Regions from separate parts of the Homo sapiens genome. Here region 1 is linked to region 2. The links are chromatin loops, found by intact Hi-C in ENCODE. Cell type or tissue: endothelial cell of umbilical vein. All regions are shown on one strand. Links, peaks and the distances in the headings refer to the core of each region. The heading gives the core; the rest is flanking DNA.

Region 1 (6,684 bases), core at 3,183-5,682, 96 kb before region 2:
GGGGTCAAGGTCAAAGGGTGCTGGAGGATTCAGGATGAACCTAGCGTCATACAGCCTAAGAATGTCAGAGTTTTGGGTGGTCAAGAAGCTGGGAGTCCATATAAGTTATGGTGCCAAGGCTGGGGGATTATATGTTCTGGGTGAAAAGACTTCTTGGGGGTAGTTGGATGTCCTAGGCATCAGACACCATCAGGTCACAGGAGGCCATTCTGGTCTTCAGATAAGGCGTCAGAGGCACGCAACGTACCCCTGTCCCCACGACCCCAGCGGTCTCTTTTTTCTCATCCATAGAATGAGATGAGGATGAGCTGTCAGACATTCTGGAAGAGAGACATGAGGAGCTCAGCTATCGTGGGGGGTCTGACATGGGAGGAATCAGATATTGGGGTCACGTGTGTGTTGGGTATGGCTCAGGTGCCCTCGGGGATCAGATAAGGCAAGTCAATGACCCTGCAGGGTGGGTTTGCTGCCCAAAGCCTACAGCATCCTAGTGGTGAGTCAGGCATCTTGGGGCCTCAGAGGGACCCCAGCCTCTACCACTGCCCACCCCGCTAGGCTTGCCTTACTTCCTGGAGGAGCCCGAAGACAGGACTGTGGCCGCCAACACCCCCTTCAACCTGAGCTGCCAAGCTCAGGGACCCCCAGAGCCCGTGGACCTACTCTGGCTCCAGGATGCTGTCCCCCTGGCCACGGCTCCAGGTCACGGCCCCCAGCGCAGCCTGCATGTTCCAGGTGAGTCCGGGGATGTGGGTCAGCTCCGAATAGGGGGCCGGGCAGGGCTGAAGTCAGGAGCAAGGGAACATTGCTACCTCTGCGTGAGTGTCTGACTGTCCTTCTGTCCCTCACTGTCTGTCTCTCTCGTTTCTCCCTCTGAGTCTGTCTCTGCCTCTCTGTCTCTACCTATCTTATTTCTCTCCGTATGCCTTTTTCTGTCTCTTTCTGTCTCTTGGTGTGTGTGTCTTTCTGTCTCTCTTTGTATGTGTCTCTCTCTCTGTCTCTCTGCTTCTCTCTCCCTCCATTCACCCCGGCCTCTCTCTGAATAGAATTCTTTGTCCTGGGTTTCCTCTGAGCTGTTCCATGGCTCGAGTGCGTGTGGGCCTGGTGCCCCTTTGTCAGCCCTTGACCCAAGCAGGGCACCGGAATCAACCGTGCCCTCCTCTCCTCCGCCTCCCTCCACAACCGGCCCACCTCCTGCCCTAACAAGCCTGCTGGCCTCAGTCAAAGGGAGGATGTCCAGCCCGGTCCCCACTGGGGAGATGGAACCCAAAGAAGAGAGAGCAGGAAGAAAGTAGGAGACAGAGGCTGGGCGTGGTGGCTCACGCCTGTAATCCCAGCACTTTGGGAGGCTGAGGCGGGCGGATCACGAGGTCAGGAGATCAAGACCATCCTGGCTAACACGGTGAAACCCCATCTCTACTAAAAATACAAAAAATTAGCCGGGCGTGGTGGCGGGCGCCTGTAGTCCCAGCTACTCGGGAGGCTGAGGCAGGAGAATGGCAGGAACCCGAGAGGCGGAGCTTGCAGTGAGCCGAGATTGCGCCACTGCACTCCAGCCTGGGCGACAGGGCGAGACTCCATCTCAAAAGAAAAAAAAAAAAAAAGAAAGTGGGAGACAGAGAGAGATAGAATGACATACACTGGAAGGGACAGGCCACAGTGACCCAAGATGAACATAGACAGGACAGAGAGGCCGGGCATGGTGGCTCACGCCTGTAATCCCAGCACTTTGGGAGGCTGAGGCAGGTGGATCACTTGAGGCTGGGAGTTCGAGACCAGCCTGGCCAACATGACAAAACTCCATCTTTACCAAAAATACAAAAATTAGCCAGGCGTGGTGACGGGCATCTGTAGTCCCAGCTACTTGGGAGGCTGAGGCAGGAGAATCGCTTGAACCCGGGAGATGGAGGTTGCAGTGAGCCGAGATCACACCACTGCACTCCAGCCTGGGTGACAGAGCAAGACTCTGTCTCAAAACGAAAAACAAAACAAAATGAAAGACAGGACAGGGAAGTTGGAGTGACAGAAACCCTCTCCTTCTTGGGGACCATTCCCTTCTGCACCATGCAGACGAGGAAGGACCGAGCTCAGGGTTATGCAGTGGTCAGGGGCATCACTGGGGGACCCTGGATTCAGGGGGTTCTCCCTACTGAAGGAGGAAAGACAGAGGAGCAGATGGCAGAGGCTCTGTAAAGGAAGGAGGCTGCAGCCTGGAGGGCATCAGCTTCCCGCACTCCCAACCTGCTGCCTCTCTCTGCTGGAATGAGGAGGGGCCTTCTGACTGGGGGTCTCCAGGGTGGAGGGAGGAGCTCACATTCTCAGCATTCCTGGGACCCTGAGTTGCAAGGAAGACCTGGTGAGCATGCTGACCCCAGAGGAGTGACTCAGGCCCATGGCTCGAGTGGCTGAGTAGGGACCAGGGTTGGGGATCGGGCATGAGTCAGCCTGGCAGGTCCCATGAGAAGGGGAGGGGAGGGAGAGAAATGGGGGCTGCACAGGTGTGAGGATCTGTGCATGTCTGTGTGGTGGTGGTGGGGTGTCTGGATATCTGTGTGTTCTGGATCTGAGTGTTAGTGTATCCGTCAGCACAACCTCTGTGTGAGGGTGTGCCTTGGCGAGGGTGGACTTCTGTGGATGTCCCATGTGTGGTGTGTGTGTGTGTGTGTGTGACTAAATATATTTCCTTCAGCTTGGATTCTGTCCCAATATGTGTTTGGATCTTTATAGCATGTCTCTCTCTCTACGTTTCTTAGGGGTTGCCCGTGTGTGGGTGTCTGTGTGTGTGCGCATGATGGAGTGTACCAGTGTCAGCCTGTGTCTGTCCCTCTTTTTTGTGTTTGTGTGTTCACAGCTGGGACTCACTGTATGAAAGTAAAGTGTGCCTGGAGGGTAGTGGGTTTGGGGCTATGGTGCACACCTCTCTGTATGGAGGTGGTAGTGTCAGCCCACAGGTGTGCAGCTATGGGTGTGAGAGTGTCCTAGTGAGAGCTTGTGTTCCCTTGCAGAATCAGAACGTGTCCATGGATAACTTGTGTTTCTTACCACCTTTTTTCCCCCTTATTTTTTTTCAAGATAAGCTCCCGCTGTGTAACCCAGGCTGGAGTGCAGTACTGTGATCATGGCTCACTGTAGCCTCCACCTCCTGGGCTCAAGCAATCCTCCTACCTCAGCACCCTCCCACCCCTCAAGCAGCTGGGACTATAGGCATGTGCCACCATACCCAGATAGTTTTTGAATTTTTTGGTAGAGACAGAGTCTCGCCATGTTGCCCAGGCTGCTCTTGAACTCCTGGCCTCAAGTGATCCTCCCGCCTCGGCCTCCCAAAGTGTTGGGATTTACAGGCGTGAGCCACTGCTCTCAACCCTCAGCCTCTTACCAGCTTTCTGTGTGTGTCCATAGATGTCTCTGTGGCGTGTGTGTATATGTCACAGGGTAAGCATGTTGGTGTATGACTGTAGTCACAGACCTGTGTGTGTGTGTGTGTGTGTAACAGCACCCTCTGCTTCTCTCTGGTCTCCCTGTGTGTGCACTGGCCCCTGCTGCCTCTGAGTACATGACCTAAGGATGCTTACCAGTCAGCGTATAGATGTGTCTCTGTGTCAATCTATGTGTCCATGGCAGTGTCTCCATCCTTGTGTGTCTGCATCAGGCCTGCGCATCTACGAAACTGTGTTTTTTTGTTTTTTGGGGTTTTTGTTTTGAGACGGAGTCTCACTCTGTCACCCAAGCTGGAGTGCAGTGGCACGATCTTGGCTTACTGTAACTTCCGCCTCCGGGGTTCAAGGGATTCTCCTGCCTCAGCCTCCTGAGGAGCTGCGATTACAGGCACGCCTGGCTTATTTTTGTATTTTTAGTAAAGACAGGGTTTCATGACAGGTTTGTCATGTTGGCCAGGCTGGTCTCAAACTCCTGACCTCAAGTGATCCACCGGCCTCGGCCTCCCAAAGTACTGGGATTACAGGCGTGAGCCACCGCACCCAGCGCAAATGTGTTTTTGTATCAGTCTGTGTCTGGGTGAACATGAAACCTGGGCGCATCCAGCTCCATCTTATGGCGTAGATGGAGGCTTGGCTGTGAGGTGTACGCGTCGGTGTGTCTGTGTCTGAGCAGGTCAAAATGACCCTTCATTGTGTCCTGGTGTGTATCTATCTGTCCACCTCAACTCCATGTACGCTGTTACGTGGTGTGTGTCTCTGAATATACAGGGACATTTAAGTTTCTGTGTGTGTTGGCATCAGCCTAGATGTACATTGCGTCGCTAGGTGTTTGTAATCAATGTGTACATGTGTGACTGTGTGTTTATGTGTTTGTCCCACGTTGGCTTGTATGCATACATGTCTCTTTATGAATGTACATCAGTGTCAGCCCGCGTGTATATGTGTGAGTCACGGTGTTTTTGTGTCACTGTGTTTGTGACATCAGCCCTTGCATATCTGTGTGCCGTTAACTTACCAAGCGCTGCGTCTTCTGTGCTAATAACAGCCCCTGTGTGTTTAAGTGTGATTCATTGTGAGTGTGTGTGTGGGGGGGTTTGCTGTGTGAAGGAATTTCGTCCGTTTGTGTGCGTCTGTCCCTCTATCTGACTCAGGGCGTGCCCCTCCTCCTTCCATCCCTCTCATTCTCTGGAAAAGCTGGGGCGGAGAGCAGGGGTTGTGGGGGGATGGTCAGGACATCTGGAAAGCACATCTGGAATCGGCCTGCTCCTGTCGTCTTGCGGTAAAGCAAGAACCTTCTGGAGGGGAAGGGGTCCCAGTTCCTCCTGTCCCCTTCACTCAAGGTGCGGCCGTTGGGGCCTGGGAAGGGGGATCCCGGCTCTGGCTCCGCGCCCCCGAAGCCGGCCGGAAGCGCTGGGGTGGGGAGGTGCCCCCGGTGACTCACGCGGGGGCAGGAATGCTGCGGTCGGAACGGGACCCGGCTCCAGAACCCACCTCCAGCCCCAGGGCTTCTCCGGCCGGCGGCGCCAGCTCCCGCGCGCTGACCCTGGCGGGGCCCCACGTGCCAGGTGGCTGGACCCGACCCAGGCTCCCCGCCCCCACTCGGGCCGCCCGCCCGGGACTGTACTGTTTCTCCTCCGGGCGGCGCGGGGGCTGCGGGCGCGGGGCCTTCAGGGCGCGGAGGCTGCGGGAGCGGGCACCTGACCTTGTCTGGGAACGGCCACCTAGGAAGCCGCGACTGAGGAGCTCCCCTACCCTCCCCTTTCCGGCCTCTGCAGACTTTGCACCATTCCACTCCCTCCGCTGACGGAGAAAAGGAAACTTTGTGTCTGCGGATGGAGAGCCTCCCTTGCCAACGCGGTGGGAACAGAGGCGTACACGCACGGAGCAAACACGAGAGACACGTACACAGATACTCAACACATGCACGTACACACCATCCACAGATACACGCAGGGTCACAAACATACCAGCTCAGAAACACAAACACAGATGCACAAGCACACGCGTAAACAACACGCAGAACTGCAGTCGCACTTACAAGACTTGGTCCCAGGGCCGGGCACCGAGTGGCTCTGCCTGCGATCCAGCACTTTGGGAGGCCGAGGCGGGAGGATCGCTTGGGGCCAGAAGTTTGAGAGCAGCCTGGGCAACGTGGTGAGACTCTCCTCTTCTCTACAAAAAAAAATTGAAAAGTTAGCCAAGTGTGGTGGCCGCCTGTAGTCCCAGCTGCTTGGGAGGATGAGACAGGAGGATCGCTTGAGCCCTGGAGGTCAAGGCAGCAGTGAGCCGTGATTGTGCCACTGTACTGCAGCCTGGGAGATAGAGCAAGAACCTGTCTCAAAAAACAAAACGAAAAACTTGGTCCTTCTTACATCCTAGCGCAGACATTGTGTGTGTGTGCTGGGGGAGGGGGGTGTCTATGTTTCTACGTGTATCTGTGTTGGGGGATTCCCCTTATTCACCAGGATACGTTCTCTAAGAGCCCCCACAAAAGCCTGAAACAATGAATAATACTAAACCCTGTATATACTACACATAACTTTCTTTTTCCTTCACAATTTCGCAGATAGATTGTTTTCTTACTATAGATCTTAGCAACCTCAGTACATATATATATGATTATCTTTTTCTAAGTGGAGAATTTTCACCTTTTCACTTAAAAGGAAGCACTTTAAGGCTTCTCTTTGGCCTATCCGAATTGCAGCCATCACTATTTTGCACCCTGGGGCCTTTTTTTTTTTTTTTTAGACAGAGTCTCTCTCTGTCGCCCAGGCTGGAGTGCAGTGTGGCGACCTTGGCTCACTGCAACCTCCGCAGCCCGGGTTCTAGCAGTTATCGTGCCTCAGCCTCCCGAGTAGCTGGGATTACAGGCACGCGCCACCATGCCCGGCTGATTTTTTTGTATTTTTAGTAGAGACGGGGGTTTCACTGTGTTGCCCAGGCTTGTCTTAAACTCCTAATCTCAAGTGATCCACCCGCCTCGGCCTCCCAAAGTGCTGGGATTACAGATGTGAGCCATAGCACCCGGCCAGGCGATTATTTAGATAAATAAGAGTTTCTTGAACTCTGCACTTGAGCACTGCAGTACCAGGACAGTTGATCTGATAGCTAAGTGACTTACAGACAGGTATCAGATACAGCACTGAGATGCTGGACAAAGGGGGGATTCACGTTCTAGGCCAACCAGAGTGGGATGGCATGAGGTTTCATCACAGTACTCAGAACGGCATGCAATTTAAAACTTAGGAGT
Region 2 (2,500 bases), core at 1-2,500:
AGTAACCCCTGGCAAAGTTCATGCCCGGCATGGAGGGGCCTGCACTGGCTGCCCCCACAGTTACAGTTGTTCATTTCTCCAGTAGCACCCCAGGGCTGAGACACGTGGGCCACCTGCTTTGGAAAAGGACCCAGGAGAGTGATGTGTCAGTCAAAGATTGGTTTTGTCATTTAAGGTAGCTTTGCCTTGTGGTCCCAAACACTGGGCCCAGCAGCAGAGGACCCTCCTTGGTTTCACATCCAGCCCCGATGACATGTGAAATGTGTGACCACACATAAGCGGACCCTACGTCCGTCCTGAGGTGGGCTCATCAGGAAAGTGGGAATTGTGATTGCCCCTGCCGTGGGGCCCAGCCATGGTCACCAGAGCCTCCTCCCATTCTGGGATCCCTGGCTCTTGAATGGAATCTGGCTGCTCCACTTCCAGCCAGGCAGGCCTGCTCAGAGCCCCAGTTCCTGCACGCAAAGTGGTGAGCAGAGGGCCTGGACCATGGGGACCCTCATTCAGCAGGCATCACTGCTGTTCCCAAGCCAGGGCCCAGGAGGAAATTGGGGGTGGCAGGGACCACAGTGTGTTGCCTCGGGAGGGCAGCAGTGGCCCCGACGTGTCCCCCATCCGTGCATTCAGTTGGCATGTGCTGAGCATCTGTGATGTCCACAGGCTCTGGGGATAAGGCGGGGACCAAAACCAACGAAAGGCTTCCCTGCCTGAAAAGGGGTCCCACTCTAGTGAGGAAGATCTAGAATTTTCTAGCACTTCATGGTGATGGGGCCATGAGGAAAAGTGAAGCAGTGGGAGGGGAGTGACAGGGTGGCTAGGGAAGGCCTCTCTGAGGGGCTGACAGCAAAGGCCTGCAGGAAGTGGGAGGAGCATTCCTGGCAGAGGCCATAGTAGGTGCCAGAGCCCCCAGCAGCACCAAGGGGCAGAAGGGGCTGGAGCAGTCGCAAGGGGTCGCAAGGGGGTAGGAGATCTCTGAGTGGCCAAATCAAGCTAGGCTTGGCAACCCAAGTGCGTGCTGCTGGGTTTACTTGCTGCCTTAGGGCATGGGCAGCTGTCCTGCCTGTGGTCAGCTCTGGCTAATCCCGGCCTCTATCCACTGGAGGGCAGTAGCAAGCCCCCAGTGATGACGTCAAAATGTCAAAATGCCGTGGGGGCAAAATTACCCCCAAGTGGTTCTTTGTTGAGAGCCACTGCCTGCTTGAGAATGTAAGCCCATGTGTCGCCACATTTTACAGCTTTTTAAGAAAAACTAGAGCTTTGGGGTTTTTTTTAGACAGGGTCTCCTTTGTCACCCAGGCTGGAATGTGGTGGTTTGATCATAGCTCACCGCAGCCTTGACCTCCTGGCCTGAAGTGAGCCTCCCGCCTCAGCCAACTGAGTAAGCTGGGACTACAGGTGCTCACCACCACGCCTGGCTACTTTTTCAATTTTTTTGTAGAGACAGGGTCTCCCTTTGTTGCCCAGGGCTCCAACTGCTGGGCTCAAGCCATCTTCCTGCCTTGGCCTCCCATAGTGCTGGGATTGCAGGCATGAGCCACCATGCCCAGCCCAGAGTTTTTGTGCAAACTCTGATTTGGAAAATGTTCCCTTGAGTTTTAAACCCTGAGAGTTTTAAACACTATCTCCCTTGGGAGGGTCAGCTCTGACGGCTGCCAGCACATGGCCTTTGACATCAGGGTGCCCCAGGCCTTTGACCTGGGCATCCGAGGGTCCCAGGGAGACCCAGTCCTTGACAGCCTCCTCCTCCTGCAGCACAGTAGACGACAACCCCGACTTCGACAACCTCGACATCGTGGCACGGGATGAGGAGGAGAGGTACTTTGATGAGGAAGAACCTGAGGATGCGCCCAGCCCAGAGCTGGATGGGGACTGATGGCCGCCACCCTTCCCACCGCCTGCCCCATCCCCATCCCCAACAAGGCAGCTGATTCCAGGCCTGCTCAGTGACCCTTTCTCTAGGGGGACATCAGGGCAGTGCCCCACAACCCACACACACCACCATCTCACTGGGTCTAGTCTCATCTCAGACAACCCCCACCCCCACTGTTTCTGGGGTTCCCTTTCTCATCTCTCCCACCCTGTCTCCTGCCTCTGTCTTTCTTGGTGTCTGTCTGGGCTTCTTTCTGTCTCTTTCTGTCTTTCTGTCTCTCTCCCTACCCCCGCTCCCTCTTTCCAGTGCTCTGGCTGGCTGTCTCTCCCTTTCTCCCCCTCTCTCTCTGCCTTAGGCTCTGTCTCCACCGCAGGGCCCAAGGTGAAAGTCCTCCCCTTGCCGGAGGCCAGCTGGCAGGGCCTTTCGTGGCTGGAAGTGGCCAGTTTGGTTCCGGTGCTGACCCCTAGGCCCCAGCGCAGCTGCCTCCCGTGCTGTCTGTCTCCCCCTCTCTGTTTATGTCTGCGCTGTGTCTCACACTCAGAGCCTCCTTGCTTCTGTTAGGTTCCCATCTCTCCTTCTGCCTCACTCTGGGCCTCTTCTTTCTACTTGTACATTTCCACCTCTCTAGGC

The links. Peaks named below come from ENCODE experiments on the same cell type or tissue, not always from the same donor. Only the 100,000 strongest peaks of a DNase experiment are listed, where the experiment ranks them.
Region 1: a loop joins it to region 2, with 2.0 times the contacts of the local background. A loop is called at or near these places in 2 of 110 quality-filtered maps.

What each region holds. Positions count from the first base shown.
Region 1 is chr19:41,221,325-41,228,008 of GRCh38, forward strand. It overlaps AXL (AXL receptor tyrosine kinase), which reads left to right. Exons shown (of 20, transcript NM_021913.5): 4 at 556-732. Among named protein-coding and RNA genes, the nearest start is that of AXL, 5.4 kb to the left of the region's middle. RefSeq lists enhancers at 115-1,052, 2,927-3,862. In endothelial cell of umbilical vein, for the core only: no CTCF peak of the experiment used is centred there; DNase peaks (open chromatin) are centred at 4,527 and 5,297; H3K4me3 peaks cover 1,095 bases; H3K27ac peaks cover 2,500 bases.
Region 2 is chr19:41,320,843-41,323,342 of GRCh38, forward strand. It overlaps CCDC97 (coiled-coil domain containing 97), which reads left to right. Exons shown (of 5, transcript NM_052848.3): 5 at 1,753-2,500. The coding sequence ends at 1,873. Among named protein-coding and RNA genes, the nearest start is that of CCDC97, 12 kb to the left of the region's middle. RefSeq lists silencers at 882-1,176, 1,262-1,556, 1,725-2,211 and an enhancer at 2,310-2,500. In endothelial cell of umbilical vein, for the core only: a CTCF peak has its summit at 1,094 (motif pointing right); DNase peaks (open chromatin) are centred at 1,099 and 2,339; H3K27ac peaks cover 1,496 bases.